2 separate regions of the Homo sapiens genome follow, and region 1 is linked to region 2. The links are chromatin loops, found by intact Hi-C in ENCODE. Cell type or tissue: B cell. All regions are shown on one strand. Links, peaks and the distances in the headings refer to the core of each region. The heading gives the core; the rest is flanking DNA.

The links. A loop is a pair of places that touch in the nucleus more often than their neighbours do. Peaks named below come from ENCODE experiments on the same cell type or tissue, not always from the same donor. Only the 100,000 strongest peaks of a DNase experiment are listed, where the experiment ranks them.
Region 1: a loop joins it to region 2, with 4 times the contacts of the local background. A loop is called at or near these places in 12 of 110 quality-filtered maps.

Annotation. Positions count from the first base shown.
Region 1 is chr21:25,900,741-25,907,156 of GRCh38, forward strand. It overlaps APP (amyloid beta precursor protein), which reads right to left. Exons shown (of 18, transcript NM_000484.4): 15 at 4,284-4,337. Among named protein-coding and RNA genes, the nearest start is that of GABPA, 170 kb to the left of the region's middle. In B cell, for the core only: no CTCF peak of the experiment used is centred there; a DNase peak (open chromatin) is centred at 3,131; H3K27ac peaks cover 598 bases.
Region 2 is chr21:25,964,417-25,970,832 of GRCh38, forward strand. The region is part of intron 11 of APP (amyloid beta precursor protein); the gene reads right to left. Among named protein-coding and RNA genes, the nearest start is that of APP, 200 kb to the right of the region's middle. RefSeq lists an enhancer at 3,564-3,673. In B cell, for the core only: no CTCF peak of the experiment used is centred there; a DNase peak (open chromatin) is centred at 3,345; H3K4me3 peaks cover 1,178 bases; H3K27ac peaks cover 2,802 bases.

The DNA.
Region 1 (6,416 bases), core at 406-5,405, 64 kb before region 2:
CCTGTAATCCCAGCACTTTGGGAGGCCGAGGCGGGAGGATCACGAGGTCAAGAGATCAAGACCATGGTGAAACCCCGTCTCTACTAAAAATACAAAAAATTAGCCGGACGTGGTGGCAGGCACCTGTAGTCCCAGCTACTAGAGGCTTAGGCAGGAGAATGGTGTGAACCCAGGAGGCAGAGCTTGCAGTGAGCCGAGATTCGTGCCACTGCACTCCAGCCTGGGCGACAGAGTGAGACTCCATCTCAAAAAAAAAAAAAAAAAGAATGAGCTCTCGGCCAGGTGCAGTGACTCATGCCTGTAATCCCAGCCTTTGGGAGGCTGAGGCGGGCAAACAGTTTGAACTCAGGAGTTCGAGACCAGCCTAGCCAATATGGCAAAACTCTGTCTCTACTAAAAATACAAAAATGAGCCAGGTGTGGTGGCACATCCCTGTAATCCCAGCTGCATGGGAAACTTAGGTGGGAGGATAGCTTTAGCCCAGGAAATGGGGGTTGCAGTGAGCTGGTATCATGCCACTGTTCTCCAGCCTGGAAACAGAGACAAATCCTGTTTTAAAAAAAAAAAAAAAAAAAAAACAAAACCAAGAGCTCTCCACTAAAAACTTTACAAGCCCACACTACTTTTGAAATGATACTGTGAATACTTTTGGTGGTCCAAAAAAAAAAATTCATATTATCAAGTCAGCATGACAGATAAATTCATGTTTACAGCTCAATAGTTTGAGAAGCTCTTGGCAGAAGAGCTCTTGCTATAATAGTTCATGTTTGTTTAGCATGAATAGTCATCTAGGGAAGACTTTTTACATTAAGCAAATCTTACTAAAAGACAAAATCAGTAAGCTGGCACATAGGGAAATATTCATAATAAGGTGATAATGCATGTAATAAAATGTGATGAGTAGTTTCAAATAAATGGCAGGGACCTTGGTTTGCAGGCTTACTTAGAGGTCTTTCTTGAGTTGTGCTGATTTCACCCTAAGCCCTGGTGACTCCAGCTCTCTCTTCCTGTAAGTCATGATGAGTGGACAGAGCCTTTTGTTCATGTGGGGGCTAAGGGAGGTATGTCCTTCATGACACCTCTTGCATGGCTCGGGTCAAGGACCTGGTTTCCCTTTATTTGGACTGCAGAAGGGTGGTGATGAATTGTAACAGAAAGGGTAGCTTTCTACCCTATGTGAAGAGCTCGCTAATGTGTTTTTCTTTTTTATTCTGGTCAAACTGTATAATTAGTCCTTCAGAGTCTATTTTTTCTTTGGAAGTAAGCCAGGAGGAGGAGCTATAATGGCCACTATGCCCCCAAATCACCACTGTTATTACAATGGTCCCTACTTGACACTGCATGCTGGAAGCTACCATATTCTGTTTTTTTAGATATGAGAGTTAAGGAGAAGCCATTTTCCTCAGTCATGATTATAAAGCACTGGGTGGGGGAAAAACAAAAACCTTTTTTTAACTTGTTTCTGAGGACAACAGTGATTATTCAAAAACAATGCCATCACTTGAACGGCATGACAATCTTGGGAAGGCTTTCTAAGTTTGGAAAGGCTAAAGATATAATTCGGCACATTAGACTCAAGTGGGTGGTCTCTAAAATGTGAAGAAGAACCAAAGCTATGCTACAAAACACGGGGAAATTAGCCCAAATGTTTGATAAACTTACTACAAGCACAAAAACAGAACACACGCATGGCTTAATACATGTGCAGTAAATACTGCTATTCATAGACAAACCTTAACTAGAATCTTCCTCACTTCATATCTGAGCATTCTTTCTCAACTTTAGCCATCTTACTGGGCAACCCAAGCCTACGCTGTGTATGAAAGGAAGCTTGGCTTAGGCCACCCTCTCTTCTGAATAGAATTGTTCCCTTCTTCTTTGCCAATCCAGGTGCCTCAAATCTTTCATAACCTCTCTGGAAGCCCATCTCCAGTAAGTTCTCTACTTAACATGCCCCTGGGTTAGTACTCCATCTCCTCCCATCACAGAACATTCTTGTTAGCACTTAATGTTGCTTTGTATTTCCTTGTCTTCCAAATTCCATCTCATGTTTCCAAATATGCAAAATTCCTTCTATTATACCTCAAGCTCCTGAGAGCAGGGACCCTACCGTTTAATTTCTTTCAAACCTAGAAAGAATTTAGTGGATTGATCTTTGTGAAATCCCCAAGTGACATCATATTCTTACTGTTATGAGAAAGGTTTTGGATGGTTTTCTCCCACCAGTGTAATACCATTAACTATTCTCTAGCTCTTCCTTTAAAACACACTGTTTTTGTTTGACAGCGTTTGGAGGTGTCCTTTTTGTTAGATTTAGATTAAAAAAAATTTTTTTTAAAAGAATAGGCCGGGCATGGTGCTTATGCCTGTAATCCCAGCACTTTGGGATGCCGAGGTGGGTGGATCACCTGAGGTCAGTAGTTCGAGACCAGCCTGGCCAACATGGTGAAATCCCGTCTCTACTGAAAATACAAAAAAATTAGCTGGGCATGGTGGGGCGCATCTGTAGTCCCAGCTACTTGAGAGGCTGGGGCACAAGAATTGCTTGAACCCCCGAGGCAGAGGTTGCAGTGAGTTGAGATCGTGCCACTCCACTCCAGCCTGGGGGACACAGCGAGACTCCATCTCAAAAAAAAAAAAAAAAAATCAAAAAACAATTTTTTTAAAAAAGAAAAAAACATTGACTGGTAGTGTCACCTGTTCCTGGATGTTTCAATAGTAACATATAGGCTCTCCTGGCCCAATGTAGAAATTTGATAAAATTGAATGAGTCGAATGAGCGCTTTCTAAGTTACATTTTATGCTTGTAGATGAAGAGCATGTCTTTTAAAGAGAAGCACCATGAAAAAAGTCCCAAGGCAAATGACCAACCTGAGCTGGCTGTGGTTGCAATTAGAACTGAACTGACCCTCAGCCCGAGGCCTTACAAGTTGGCTGAGCAGAACAGGAATGTCAACTCCTGGCTCCTTGAGATTCCCTTACATGACATTGACAATAAGGAGGACATTAGAAGAACTGAAACTGTCTCTGACTCACTATAATTTAAGTTCCCCTTAAAAGCCTACAGACAGAAATTCATAAATCAACGAGACCAGCTGTCAAGACGTGTCACACTACTGTCTCTGCTGCCACTGTTAATCACAGCATAAAGGCATGAAGATGCCACAGGCAGACTCTCAGTCTTCATCAGTGACCGTGCTTGGAGGCAGTCATGGCTCGAGCCTGTGGTGGAAGTGTGAGGGACAGGGTGGGTCTCCTGGTCTGCTGCTGACTGTATCTGAACCAGGCAGCAAAGGTTGACCTCTGTGTATTAATATCTTCAAAGAAAGTTAATTCCCTGTTCTTTGACTATCGCCTGGGGACATTATGAGGATAAAGAAGAAAATAAATATGGAAAAGTATGTGTTATTTGGGATTAAAATCTCCCTGGAATACACAAATTTGTCAATTCAATAACTTTCTTCCTCTTTTTGATTCACTGAAAGCACTGGCTACTATCAGTTGGGTGAGGTTGTTCATAGAGTAGACACCAGGCACATATATGCTTCTGCTGTGCTATGACATTATTCATAAAATAAAAATGTGTTTCTTCTTAATGTTTGTGAAACTGTAAAAAAAGAAGTGTCTATTTCAGTGTTAATGGGATTTTTAAGTAATACATAAAAAAAGGGCTTATGTGCAAAATTATGCATCCACATCTGTTGTGTTACTTTAGCCACTCATTGAGAATAAGTACATACAACCCACAAAACAGAAGATGTATTTTGGGCTCTGGAAAGAAACCAATTCTGGTATTTTCAGGAAATCATGTCTACTTCAGTAACTGATTGAAGTTTGAGCCCAGTTCAGTTAGAAAATTACCCATCTGGACACCAAACAAGAAAGGAGAGATGTTCACACTGGTATCCAAGTCATCACCTGAGAGTCTACATCTATCTGGGCTTCTGTTTTTAAGGACAGGCTGTATATAATCGTCTCTGTTTTTGTTTTGTTTTGTTTGTTTTAAAGAAAAAAGAAAAAAAAAAACCCAAATTTGGAAGGGCTCTCTTTTAGGTTTCAAAGGGAAAGCTCAGAAACAAAAAAAATCATTTCACTCGGAACTTGGGAAATGAAGAGTAAGGAATAGTCAAGGGGAATTTTTAAAAGTTTGGTTTCTAAGGTCACTTCAAATTCTACTCTGCAGTAAGTACAATTGAGAGAGGCTTAAAATGCAGAAAGGAGACAACGTCTGCTCGAGCTTAGGCCCAAGATGCGGAGAGGCACAAGTCAAGCGGTTCTGATACCTGGTCGAGTGGTCAGTCCTCGGTCGGCAGCAGGGCGGGCATCAACAGGCTCAACTGGGCACAGGAAGCAAGGGACACAGAAAGCAAACAAGACAAATCAAGATGGTAAGTCGTGGCTCCCAAACATAGTCGAGCAGGGAAAAAAGCATATGCAATAAACAAGTTACAAAAAAGGAGCAGCCAGAAAAGAACCACAGTGAGTTAATCCCGAGCATCGAGGACCAGGAGGGGCACCACTTTAAATGGCTTATCGCTATTGATGTGCCAGTCCTGCTCCTTAGTTTTCTAATAAAAGCCCTCACCAGGATACGCAGCAACATCAAAGAAGAGGGGTGGGGAGGGTGGATTTCCCTCTGAGCTAGTTTAGAGATAGTTTCTTGGCTTTTGATTAGAAATAAAATATTCCCAGCCTAGCAGAAAACCTTAAAGATACTTCCTTTTACAACTGCCCAATCTTATCTTATTTTACAGTTAATTAACTACAAAAGGACTCTGTTAAATTTCCAGGGGAAGTGCAAATATGAATTTATCAGGAGAGCAAAGTTTTACTATATAATCTGCCATTTAGTGAGTGAATCAAATTTGTCCTTAGTATGAGGGCAGAAGAGGGAAACCGCAGTCTTTTTCTCACTTTTTCAAAAAGGCTGGCTTCCATTTGACAGATGACATACAGCTGAAACGTGTGAAATGAGGATATTTCATTTTATATTTGCCATTGTTCACAATTTTCCCTTTTTATGTGTTCTGGGTCCGACCCAAAGAAAGCAGTGTGGACAGCATGATATTCCTCACCATCATCTGACCTTTCCAAAGCACTTCTGATGCTCAGAAAATACTTCCTTGTTTTACGCTGGCGTTTGAAGAAACAAGGAATGGGGACAAAAGTGAAGTTTTTAGGATTAATAATGGTCATAGGGTAAATGAAGCCACGGAGGTAGGTGCAGGGGGAAGCTGCTTTGGTAAGGTGGCAAGTGTAAAGGGAAAAAGGTAAGACAAAGTGAGCACAGGTGCTGAAGGAGACACGGTGTGCTCGATGAAATGGCTTCTAACAATTTCAGCAAAACCATCCAGCTTACTGATGCACACAGGCCAGGCATTCAAAGGTGGGATTCTCAGTCCAAATCGATTTTGGATGCCACATGTTAATAGAAACAGTGAGGGAGAAAAAAAGTGGCAGTAAGCCAAGTCTCCAAAATATAAGAAAATATTTCCGGGAGCACTAGGATATTTGGATGAAATAAAAATTTGGTCCTTTCTCATGTAGAGACTGGCAGCATGGTGGAGTCAAAAGGAGGGTGAGGCATCTAATCCCAGGCCTGGGCCCAACATTTACAATGTCTGTGGCCTTGGGATGCGCCACTTCTGTGGCTGTTTCTCCATATGGAAACAGAAATGTTAACATCTGCATCTTCTAATTATGGTGAGGAACAAATAAGTAACCTTTAAAGCCTGTTTGAGACCCTACCAGATACTACAGAACTGCACTGATTAAATATCCTATGATTAAATATTCCATAGTAACTACTGATGCGAGAGTGACTATTCTCTAGTATTTCACTAGTGCATTAGAGGAAGACATAGTTCACTTCCTTCTGCAACTCCCAAATACATTTCGACAATGAGGTTTGGTTTTTCTATACTTCATTTTTTTTCCTATTTGCAGCAACCTGTAATGAGTAACTGTATTACTCCTTGTAAAATGCAGTTAGTTGAAAGGTCATTGTACTTTGTGAGAATTTCCTGATGATGAGGGACCCAATAGTGCTTCAACTGCAGTTAAGAACACAACAGACCACATGCACGAGGGCAAACGCGTACCTTGAAGTGGTGGTGAGCACATACATCAATAGTTACGTTATTAGAAAATGTATATGCAACTCGGGGCAGTAAGTTAAGTGTACCTGTGGTTTAAATGCAGGCTGAGGAGCTGGTAGTCCCACGGGCCACTGCTAATGTCACCACTTACTTTCTCTGTGATCTGGGGCTAATCACATTCTTTCTGAACTTCAGTTGTGTCACAAAGTAAATGGTTTTTCCAGGGTTCAAATGCGTATACTTATGTGAAAGAAACTTACAAATGATATTGTCCTATAAGTTTCTCTGCCTCTCCCCGCTCTTCTTCTTCTTCTTCTA
Region 2 (6,416 bases), core at 946-5,945:
AGAAAGAGGAGAAAAATTAACTCCAATTTGCAGACGGAATAGGAGGAATCCCTTTATTAAATCACTTGCTCCTAGTTACAGGTTATAAAGATGGCAAACCTGGGAAGTAAAGACAAGAGTTTATGTTATAAAAGGTAGAAAATAGGAGTGGTTTTAATTCTCTCATCACTTAGTGACCTTTTTTCTTTTCTTTTTTTTTTTTTTTTTTCTGAGACGGAGTTTCACTCTTGTTATACAGGCTGGAGTACAATGGGGTGATCTCCCCTCACTGCAACCCGGGTTCAAGCGATTCTCCTGCCTCAGCCTCCCGAGTAGCTGGGATTACAGGCATGCGCCACCATGCCCAGCTAATTTTGTATTTTTAGTAGAGACAGGGTTTCTCCATGTTGGTCCGGCTGGTCTTGAACTCCCGACCTCAGGTGATCCACCCGCCTTGGCCTCCCAAAGTGCTGGGATTACAGGCATGAGCCACCACGCCTGGCTGACCTTTTTACAAATCTGGTAGGTTTCATAAATTTTTTCCAGGGTATTTTGCTAGTTCTCAGAAATAATTTATTTTGGTTGTTCAGACCACAGTCATAAATTAGTGAAGGCAGCATATAGAACTGAAATTTAGCACCCAACACAACCCCATGATTCATGCTTTCAGACAAACTCTAGCACAGAATGGATAAAGAGCTAAGATCTTCTGACCTGGGAATACAGAAAGGACAGAAAATGTTTGGACTTGTATGTCTTCAAGCTTTGTTTAGTCAAACAGTGAAACATGTGTACACTTAATGATGAACAGAATTAGTAATACAACCCAGAAGGCAAAGCGCACAGTGTTGCTGAAATCATAAGCAAAAGATATGTTCGACTAACTCGGACCCTTGCAGAGATTTGTCAAACGGTCTGATCATCCGAAAAATGCCAACTGTGACATATTCTTGACTTTTTAAGAGAGATTTACAGCAATCTGCTTTAATTTTGCATATTCATACTTGGACTATGGTGGTCCTGCTTCATACATCCTCTAACTGGTTAGCCTATTCAAAGAAAAGTACATTTGCATTTCTTTTAATTTTACCCTCTCCTCTTCCCATACCTAGGCAGTGTTATGACCTATTAGAAATTCTGAGTTTTTTGTTGATATTAAAACATTTATATAAGGAAACTCAAGGTGATGATACTTAAAAGCCAAACATCACCTGGCATCTTTAAACTGGTATCCATGGTCAACCTTCACAAAATGAATGAACCCCTTAAAGCTTATGCGAGATTGTGTTTGCGTGTGTATGCGTACATGTTTCCAGGGTGAGGATTCTTTGCTACCCATCTGTTCTCTATCAGTCATACCAGGCAGGTGAATAACTACTGGATCTTTAAATGTGCTATTTGTCTACAAAAACTAAATATTTATATTTTCATAATACATTTTCATTCTCAAAGATAAAATGAACATATATATTAACATTAAAATACGTAGGTTTGCTGGAAGAAAGCAGAGCGTAAAACCATACGGTGCTATGGGTTTTAATAGCATCCTGTGAAGACCTATTTGCATTCTGAAGGCAGTGACTGAGCAGTGCTCCACTGTGGAGGGAATCTGGGTGATGAATATGGCCTCAGTGGCAAAAGACAGCTTTTAAGCTAATGCCTTCCCAACATACTTCTTAATGTTCTATGTAACTTAATTAAACCCAGAAACCACTAGTATCTCTTGTTACATACTTCCCATTTGTATGTAGCAAGATTTTATCGAACTTGGTAAACATTCAGAAGGTAGGGAAGTAATAGTACTGAGTGGCTTTACTGAAAGAGCATGTATACCATTCAGCATAGTTTATAAGATTTTGTTCACTAAATGCTAATTCTCTCATTTTCCTTCCCATTCACTATCTGTTATTGGGTTTGCCCTTAGGAGTGCCCAAGCTAATGAGTCCCCCTTTGCTCACCAATGTATACAGAACTCAACTAAAAATAAACGGATGGTGAACAAATAAATAATAAATATGTAAGTATAGAGCAATTATTTACTTTTCTGAAAGATGATCTTTTTGGCCTGGCAGTCTTTCAACTTTTAATTCCATTCTGATTAGCTTCATAAAATTTTGGTTAAATTCAAAACCTGCTGGTGGAATGCCTTAAACATTATAATATTCATCTGTCCACATACCAAGAACTCAGCAAATAATTTTTAACTTACTATCAGTTACATTGAGGTACAGATGTCCCATATTTGCTTTGGAGATATATGCTATATACATATATTTTATAAGATAATTTCTTTTGCAACGAAAAGTGATGGGTAGAAATAATTGGTTTGTTGGGTGAAGGGCAATTAGCGGTATCATATAAAAGCTCAAGTTTAGTACCACAATTTCTTTTTTGCTTTAGAAAAGAAAGGTACACCAACACCCACATTGGTTAAAGTTTGGTTTAGTTGTAATCCACATCATATAGTGGCGAAAAATTTATTTATGAGGTGGTTTAAACCTTCTCATGCCATCACCTGTTTACCTGTGACAAACCTCCCATTAATGTCTACCCTTGTTATCTCCAATGACGGCTGTTTCTTGTTGAACATTTATTGCTCTTCTGCTGGAATTTACCAAATAGCCTTGAGCAAAATCTCAACTTAGTGATGAAACCGTGCTCTTTAATGAAGAGTCTCACAGAATTCATGTTCTATCAAAGAATTATGTGAAGAAGTTTCCAGAGATCTCAGCAAAATTTAACATGTGGCTGAACCATTCAAAAATGAGAAACCAAAGAAGGATGCCGATGCTATAGAAACTGCCAACATTTTTTTTTTGCTCAATTAAACTGATAGCCTGAATGTGAAGCAGCAGATAGAAGCATGAAATGAATTTCAGTATGGATAAGATGGTTTCAATCGTTAAGACACTGAAAAAATCCAAACAACACAACTGGGATAGATAAACAGATGTACAGGAAAATGTTTCCTAATTCTCACTTCCCTTTAGAAAATGCAGTTGTTGAAGTCAGAATAATAATCATGATAACTGTCTGATGAAAGATTTAGACTAAGTATCTGTAAAAACACCAAAAATCTCAGAATTACAAAGAAAGCTTTGGCTGTGTATCCCTTATCTTTAAAACAGTTCAAGTCTTACAAATTAGGGGGTGCTAAGGTTTTCCAAACCTAGGCCTACAATAGAAAGTTGATTGAAATAAAAAATCCCTATCTGGCCTTTGGTTTAACTGTACAGGATCACATTAAGTCTAATTTCTCTTCAACAGTCAGGACATATCATCATCTTCTGTCTATGAAGGATAAGCAGAACGCTGAGAGTTACAAGGGGAAAGGCTCAGACAGCATTTAGTTCCTGTTTCATGAAGCTATGAATAGTTTGAGTACGAGCCCTGACAAAGTAAAAAGCAGGAAGTGCATGACTGTAGAGGGCAGGTTAAGAAATGATGAATGCTTAGCTTTAAGTATTTAATCTGGTAGCTTGCAGGCCTCCAAAGGTGGTAGAAGTTAACCTCCTGTGCTGCAGTTCTGGAGAGGCATTTAATTCTTCCAGGGGGAAAAAGTGCTAACTCCTTGATTTTCCAAAGAAAGTCTAAGGAAAGTAAAAAGGTGAAGGGGTTGGTGTTTAGAAGAGTCACTAGCCTTCAACAGAGTAAGAGTTTTTTCTGAGTGCAAAGACACAGCTCTGCTCAACTTTTTTTTCCCATGGGGAAAACAACTATTTTAATAATTGTAATATTTCAAGTATTTATCTCATTTTTTAACTTTTAATTTTGGAACAGCGTCTTGCTTTGTCATCCAGGCTGGAGTGCAGTGGCACCATCACAGCTCACTGCAGCCTTGACTTCCTGGTTCACACTCACACCTCAGCCTCCAGAGTAGCTGCGACTACAGGCGCGCACCATCATGCCTGGCTAATTAAAAAAATCTTTTTTTTTTTTTTTTTTTGTAGAGATAGGGCCTTTCTATGTTGCCTAGGGTGGTCTCAAATTCCTGGGCTCAAGGGATCCTCCCACCTCAGCCTCCCAAAATGCTGGGATTACAGCTGTGAGCCACCACATCTAGCCTAAAGTATTTATTTTAAATACATGTGCCTATATATGTATGACTCTAAATATGAGTCAAACAATGCATTTTTAGGTTGACCATTCAGTGTATTTGCCTATAGGTACATAACTAAATCAGAAATTTGAAACATACAGTATACTCAGACACAGGGACTCAGGAAATGAAATTCATTAGTAGAACAAGGAATTCTAGCTGCACAAAAACAACATCTCATAACACTTCCACGTTTAGGTTTAAAAACTGAGTAAAAGTATGATTTAAATCTGAGCTTCAAAGAAACTGAAAACAATCCACATTGTTTTGGAATCCCGTGTTTGCAAAGTCTGAGAATATACGGTAGAATTTGTTAAGGGTTAGACAGGTAATTATTCTAAGTGGTAACATCTACAGAATCTATGGAAACGACACTTTTGATTTACTTATATTCAAATACCATTTACTGAATACAGTTGTCTGCATTTTCCAGGCACGGTGGTTAAGTATGAGGGAGATCTCAGAAATATTTATGTATGACTCCTATTACAAGATGTGATCTTTTTCAGACAACCACCAGTAAGCTCTGGATTTATGTCTTCAAGAGGAAGGTATAAAAGTCCTCAAGAAGGCATTTAATTACGCCTGCAATCTCAGCACTTTGGGAGGCGGAGGCTGGCGGATCACGAGGTCAGGAGATCCAGACCAACCTGGCTAACACGGTGAAAGCCCGTCTCTACTAAAAATACAAAAAAAAAAAAACATTAGCCAGGCATGGTGGCGGGTGCCTGTAGTCCCAGCTACTTGAGAGGCTGAGGCTGGAGAATGGTGTGAACCCAGAAGGCGGAGCTTGCAGTGAGCCAAGATCACGCCACTGCACTCCAGCCTGGGCGACAAAGCAAGACTCTGTCTCAAAAAAAAAAAAAAAAAAAAAAAAAAGAAGGTATTTACAATTTTCTTGTGCCTGCCAAAGTGCAGACCTAAGTGCCAGGTCAAGCCATACAACATTAAAACTTAAATGAACACCTAAAGATGGTAACTTAACAAAAATGGCAAGTAATGCCCCCTAGACTCCAGGCCTGTGACCACCCAGCCACATTTTATTACAAAGGAAAGATTTAAAGGTGAGTCATGGTGGCTCATGCCTGTAATATCAGCACTTTAAAAAGCCGAGGTGAAAGGATCGCTTGAGGCCAGAAGTTCAAGACTAGCCTGGGTAACACAGCGAGACCCTGTCTTTACAAAAATTTTTTAAAAATTAGCCACACATGGTGGAGCTTCTGTAGACCCAACTCTCATGAGGCTGAGGCAAAAGGATTGCTTGAGCCCAGGAGGTTGGGGCTGCAGTGAGCTACGACTGGACCACTGCATGCCAGCCTGGGTGAAAGAGCAAGACCCTGAAAAGAAAAGAAAAGAAAACAAAAGAAAAGAAAAGAAAAGAGAAAAGAAAAGAGAAGATTAGAGAAGAGAAGAGGGGAGGGGAAGAGAAAAGGAAAGGAAAGGAAAGGAAGGGAAGAAGGAAGGAGGGAGGGAGGGAAGGAAGGAAGGCAGGAGAGAAAGAGAAACAGAGAAAGAGAGAGAGAGAGAGAAAATAAATAAATAAATAAATAAATCCGAGTTAAGAATTTAACAGGAATCCTTAGATCAATCAACAACAGTGATCTGATTTTTGACAGTAAAATATTTCTTCCTAATCCAGTTTTTAATTTTTTTTTCAAATGAACATGTTGCCTAATTCCATATGAAGCAATGCGGAGGCCCACAATAAGCACGATTACAACCACTCTAAAATTATCCCCTTTGATAAAAGATGACACTTCGGCAAACATTCTTGCCACTGCCTTTCCTGTGATGGCTGATGAGACTAAACTGAGAGTTTAAATGTACATTTGTTAAAGCCTCCATTCAGCCCTCAGCTTATTTTTAGTCCCATCAATGTCCATTTAGCAAAGATCTTACTTTAGAGATTGGACTTTCAGCTGGAACGCTTCACAAGTTTCTGCTATAAAGATTCTGGTCTCAGCACCCACCAGCCTATCCTTCTCTGGCAAATGATCACACGGCTCCTCTCCTGAAAGCGTGTTCTCCAAAAAAGAGAGGAACCAAGGAACTTTTGTTCTGCAGAGATATAAAAAAAAATTTCCTGACAAGTGCCTTGCTAAGATAGAGAATTTTGGCAAATAGAAAATGAAAACGCTAATATGAATATTCTTTTTCAAAAGCTCTTTGTTTAGAGAGGAAGCTCGTTCTAGTGAGAAGGCACCACAGTGACTCGCGGCTCTACCCTCTCCCTTCCCAGCAGTGTCACCCTGAACCAGCCGCTCCATCTCCCGAGGTTGCAGTGATATCATCGGTAGAACAGGGTAAATAGTATCTTACGTCTTGGAAGAATGCCACG